Regions from separate parts of the Homo sapiens genome. Here region 1 is linked to region 2. A link is an interaction called in ENCODE POLR2A ChIA-PET data of the cell type or tissue named here. Cell type or tissue: PC-9. All regions are shown on one strand. Each heading gives the region's core, and the rest is flanking DNA. Links, peaks and the distances in the headings are about the cores only.

The links. Peaks named below come from ENCODE experiments on the same cell type or tissue, not always from the same donor. Only the 100,000 strongest peaks of a DNase experiment are listed, where the experiment ranks them.
Region 1: POLR2A ChIA-PET joins it to region 2 with 7 read pairs; 4 of 35 experiments call an interaction of 5 or more read pairs at or near these places.

The regions. Positions count from the first base shown.
Region 1 is chr15:50,457,670-50,460,583 of GRCh38, forward strand. It overlaps USP8 (ubiquitin specific peptidase 8), which reads left to right. Exons shown (of 20, transcript NM_005154.5): 5 at 1,331-1,493. Among named protein-coding and RNA genes, the nearest start is that of USP8, 35 kb to the left of the region's middle. In PC-9, for the core only: no CTCF peak of the experiment used is centred there; no DNase peak of the experiment used is centred there.
Region 2 is chr15:50,541,922-50,544,835 of GRCh38, forward strand. It overlaps USP50 (ubiquitin specific peptidase 50), which reads right to left. Exons shown (of 7, transcript NM_203494.5): 2 at 2,666-2,860; 3 at 1,677-1,872. Among named protein-coding and RNA genes, the nearest start is that of USP50, 3.3 kb to the right of the region's middle. In PC-9, for the core only: no CTCF peak of the experiment used is centred there; a DNase peak (open chromatin) is centred at 1,150.

The DNA of each region.
Region 1 (2,914 bases), core at 161-2,660, 84 kb before region 2:
CTGGCCACATGGTGAACCCTGTCTCTACTAAAAATACACAAATTAGCCAGGCATGGTGGTGTGTGCCTCTAGTCCCAGCTACTCAGGAGGCTGAGTCAGGAGAATTACTTGAACCTGGGAGATGGAGGTTGCAGTGAACCGAGATCATGCCAGTGCACTCCAGCCTGGGTGACAGAGCAAGACTCTGTCTCAAAAAAAAAAAGAAAAGAAAAGAAAAAAAAAAGAAAAAAAGAGCATATAAAATGTAAAGATACAATAAAGAGAATAATAAAATGGAAACTATTGATTCGTCTTTTACTAATTATTGACCCTAGTCAATTATTTATTTTTTTCCTTTACATCTGTTTTATCTTCTCTCTCTCTGTCTTTAAATTTGAAGCTCACAGACATTGCCAAGCATTGATAATTAGGGCAAACAAGATTGCAGGTCTATGATAACGTACAGTCTGTCCTGGCAATAATAGCAAACATTGCCATTCGTTCATTTATTTATTTATTTAGAGATGGAGTCTCACTCTGTTACCTAGGCTGGAGTGCAGTCACGTGATCTCGGCTCACTGCATCCTCCGCCTTCCCAGTTCAAGTGATTCTCCTGCCTCAGCTTCCCAAGTAGCTGGGATTACAGACATGCACCACCACGCCCAGCTAATTTTGTATATTTAGTAGAGATGGGATTTCACCATGTTGGTCAGGCTGGTCTCGAACTCCTGACCTCACATGATCCGCCTGCCTTGGCCTCCCAAAGTCCTGGATTACAGATGTGAGCCACCGCACCCAGCCACCTATAATTTAGTAGGGAATAGTTCTAAATTCCTCAGATATCTGCTAACTGTAGTTCAGATAGCTGTTTAACTGCCAACAAGTTGGAAATTTCAGTGAAGTCATCCTTTAAAAAAATGTAACTTGGGACCTTGGTAAGACTTTCCACAGCTTTTTGAATGTTTGTTTTCACATTTTTATTCTAAATTATCAACATAAGTGTGATATTTGGGCTGTTTCTTTTGCAGAAAAAATTAGGATTTTTCCTTTGAAAAGCAAATTGCAGCAGATTTGAATCAATATAAAAGGTTGAAATTAGTAGGAGAGAAAGAGCAAAAAGCACTAAATAATTTCAACTTGAGAACATACAGTTTCTTTTTAATAGTTCTGGGCAATTTGAAGTAAATCTACAGATGGCCTCAGGTGGCAGATGTGTGAATTGTGGTGGAGGGAGAAAGCATATAGCCATGAAATACCTCAAGGCAGGATACTAATTTTACAGAACTGAAACTCCTTTAATTTCCACGATTAACGCCAATAAAAGACAATCTTGACTTATTTTTTCAACTAGATATGAAGAAGCTGAAGTCCGGAAAAAACTTGAGGAAAAAGACAGGCAGGAGGAAGCACAGCGGCTACAACAAAAAAGGCAGGAAACAGGAAGAGAGGATGGTGGCACATTGGCTAAAGGCTCTTTGGAGAATGTTTTGGATTCCAAAGACAAAACCCAAAAGGTATTTCAAATTTAATGTGTGAGTTAAAAGACTGTTTCTGCTTGTTAGATGATTTGCTTAAAAAGAGTTGAGATACCACTATAAAGTTCTTTTAGGCAACAAGGATGAAATTTAATGTTTTAATTAGAAATTTATTTAAGGCTGGGCACGGTGGCTCACGCCTGTAATCCCAGCACTTTGGGAGGCCGAGGCGGGCAGATCACTTGAGGCCAGGAGCTCAAAACCAGCCCGGCCAACATAGCGAAACCCCGACTCTACTAAAAATACAAAAGTTAGCTGGATGTGGTGGTGCATGCCTGTAGTCCCAGCTACTCGAGAGGCTAAAGTAGGAGAATTGCTTGAACCCAGGAGGCAGAGGCTGCAGTGAGCTGAGATCGTACCACTCCACTCCAGCCTGGGCAACAGAGCAACACTCTTGTCTCAAAAAAAAAGAAAAGAATTTGAATTAAATATTCTAGCCTCAGTTGACTTCAGATTTTTCTGTGAATTTCTATGGCAATATTTTCTCTGCATTAATTCGTTTTTTAGCAGACATTATAAACTTAATTAGAGCAATAGAAAAATCATTTGAGCTGAGCTGTGATTTATTATATCTGCATTCTGGTCCTATGTCAAAACTTTTTTAACCACTCTGGGACTCAGTTTTCTTGTTTCCCAAATTATAGTCTTGAAATAGACAATTTTTAAGTTTCTTCTTTCTAATCATGTAATTTACATTAAAAGATTTAGTATACTACTTTGTTTGGTACCAAGCCTTTTATCTGTTTCTGAGGTCTCATTCTTTTTCCTTTGCTTTCTCCTTCTTTTTCTCCCCCAGTTCCCCCACCCCCCCCCTTTTTTTTTTTTTTTTTTGAGACAGAGTCTCATTCTTGTCGCCCAGGCTGGAATGCAATGGCGTGATCTCGGCTCACTGCAACCTCTGCCTCCCAGGTTCAAGCGATTCTCCTGCCTCAGCTTCCCAAGTAGCTGGGATTACAGGCGCCCGCCACCACACCCGGCTAATTTTTGTATTTTTAGTAGAGATGGGGTTTCACCATGTTGGCCAGGCTGGTCTCGAACTCCTGACCTCCAGTGATCTGCCTGCCTCAGCCTTCCAAAGTGCTGGGATTACAGGCATGAGCCACCACACCTGGCTCTTCTTTTTTTTTTTTTTTTTTTTTTTGAGACAGAGTTTTACTCTGTCGCTCAGGCTGGAGTGCAGTGGTGCGATTTCAGCTCGCTGCAACCTCTGCTTCCCGGGTTCAACTAATTCTCCTAGGCTTCAGCCTTTTGAGTAGCTGGGATTACAGGCACCCACCACCATGCCCAGCTAATTTTCGTATTTTTAGTAGAGATGGGGTTTCACCATATTGGCCAGGCTGTTCTTGAACTCCTGACCTCAAGCGATCTACCCACCTTGGCCTCCCAAAGTGTTGGGATTA
Region 2 (2,914 bases), core at 105-2,604:
GAGCAAATCTTGGCCAGGCATGGTGGCTAACATCTGTAATCGTCGTGCTTTGGGAGGCTGAGGCGGGAGGAGTTTGAGATCAGATTGGGAAACATAACAAAATCCTGTCTCTACAAGGTTAATTAAAAAAAAAAAAAAAAGATAAGAGAGCAAATCTTAAATTTCTAAGGCAGCCTGGTGGAACTAGCCTTGTGGCCTGGTTTGGATCCAGCTCATACTCAGCAACAGCATTTCTGGGGCACACCCTGAATTTTCAGTGATTTAAGAGCCTCAGTGGAATATACATTTTGAAGATGTGTTAGCTCCACAGCTGGCTCTAATTTGGGGCTGTGCTCAGCATTCCATTTTTGCTTGCTCCTTTCATCACACTCTGCTGCCAAAGTCTTCCACCCTGACAGTAACTTAATTCCCCTAATTCCTACTTTGATCTTGGGAAACAGAATGCTGTTTGTTTCAGATTGGCTGTAGAAGAGGACATAAGTGATTTTTACTGCCCACTCACCTCTTTTCTTAAAAAAGTGCTGCCATGAATATGTTTTTGTTTTTTTTTTTCCTTTTCATTTTTTTTTTTTTTTTTTTTTCTTGGAGACGGAGTCTTGCTCTGTCGTCCAGGCTGGAGTGCAGTGGCATGATCTCGGCTCACTGCAACCTCCGCCTCCTGAGTTTAAGCGATTCTTGTGCCTCAGCCACCCGAGTAGCTGGGACTGCAGGCTCCTGCCACCACGCCTGGCTGATTTTTGTATTTTTAGTAGAGACGGGGTTTCACCGTGTTAGCCAGGATGGTCTTGAACTCCTGACCTCAAGTGATCCACCCACCTCAGCCTCCTAAAGTGCTAGGATTACAGACGCGAACCACAGCGCCTGGCCATGAGTACTTTTTTATTACTCTAAATGAAAAATGGAACTGAGATCTGCCAATGAGAACAATTAATAGCTATAGTTTGCAACCTTTATGCTAACCATTCCCTGGGTATTAGAGGTGCAGTGAGGTAATGTTAGCAGAAGGATGTTGCATAAAGTCAAGGACACATTTTCAGAGAATGTGGGTCTCAGACCAAGGCTAAGGGCAGTGAGTTTTGTAAATAAAGGCAAAACCTCTAGAGTAACTGATGATTTCATGTTTAATGAAATGTATGTCCTAATTCGGTGATGAACTCAGGTTAGGTATGTTTGGTATGAGGATGAAACTTTGTAGTGCGTAGATCTGTTGCTTAATCTAATATCAAGCTTAATATTTTCATGGATTTGTAGGTCCCAAGAAAATTTAAGCTATAAAGTTCTATATGTTATTTCTCATGAGGAATATATTTTGCACTTTTAAAAACTAGTCCATTCAGCCTCTATTTACAAAGAAAAGTAGATTAGTGTTTCCAAAGCCTAGCTGACCACTGGAAATGCCAAGTAAGCTTTCCCAAAAGACATTCTAATTAATTACCCTTGGAGTATTTGCCTTAAAATCTGTGTTGTAAAATCTTCCCAGATGATTCTGATGACAAGTAAGTTTGGTAAATACAGCTACACATTCAAATACTAACTTGGATGTTCTCCATGGGACACCTAGCACAGTGCTTGGCACAAAGTAGACAATATTAATTGAACAAGTAAAAGAATGAAAAATGGAAGCTGCTGATAAAGGTTCAGGACTATCCTATTTCAAGGTCATTAACTCTACTTACCTTTTTTAGAGCTTCATGAAGTTCATTTAGGACACAAATCAAGAATTCCTGAGCATCTTGTTGCATCTTTTTCGTAAATGCTGGGTAGAGGTTGCCAAGAGCTGACCAGAATATTTCTGGTGAGACACAGTCTGAGTCTCCCAGCCACATGTCTGTCATCAGATAGGCAAAAGCAGTGGCAACTTCACTGCAATCGCTTGGAAGAAGAAAGGGATATGTTTCTGGCTGATTTAATGAAAAGAAGGCACCTAATCACCCAAGCCTAGGAAATTAGTCTCAAAATGGAAGAACGTGGTGTCTCATGCCTGTAACCCCAGCACTTTGGGAGGCCAATGCAGGAGGATAGCTTGAGCCCCCAGAAGGTCGAGGCTGCAGTGAGCTGTGATCATACCACTACTTCACCCCAGCTTGGGTGACAGAACAAGACTGTCTAAAAGAAAAAAAAGGATGCCAGGCTCAGTGGCTCACACCTGTAATGCCAGCACTTTGGGGGGCCGAGGTGGTAGGTTGGGAGGGGTGGATCACTTGAGGCCAGGAGCTCAAGACCAGCCTGGCCAACATGGTGAAACCCCGTCTCTACTAAAAATACAAAAAATTACAAAAATACAAAAAAAATTAGCCAGGCATGGTGGCGCGTGCCTGTAATCCCAGCTACTCAGGAGGCTGAGGCAGGAGGGTCACTTGAACCCGAGGAACAGAGGTTGCAGGGAGCCAAGATCGCACCACTGCACTCCAGCCTGGGCAACAGAACGAGACCCTGGCTCAACAACAACAATAAAAAAAAATAAAAAATAAAAAAAAAAGGAGCTGCATTCATTTCTTGGTTGCCCTTCCCACTTTTACTTACTCTAGCGTGTTATCTGGGAAGCTACAACCTCTACTGACTTGTTTGTTTATCTCTTAATAGGGATTCCAGAGTTCCTTCTCTAACCTCATCTGTGGGGAAGTGGGGGTGGGGGCTGGGCTGCAGGGAATGCAAATGGTCTTACTTTTGCAGAGCGGTGATATACTTCCCGGTGAGAAAGTATTCCACCAGCGGCAAGATGCTGCAGAGACACTGTGAGATGGCATTCACGCAGCATGTGTTGCCCAAGTTCCACAAGCCAGTGACACCCTGAAAATGGGGCTGGTTCCCATCAGCCTCCTTAACTGGAAGGGTATCATAGTAATCTGTGCACTCTGCACTGTGTTGGTGCCACATGGGAAGAAAGGGTTTTGAGAGAACAAAATATGTACAA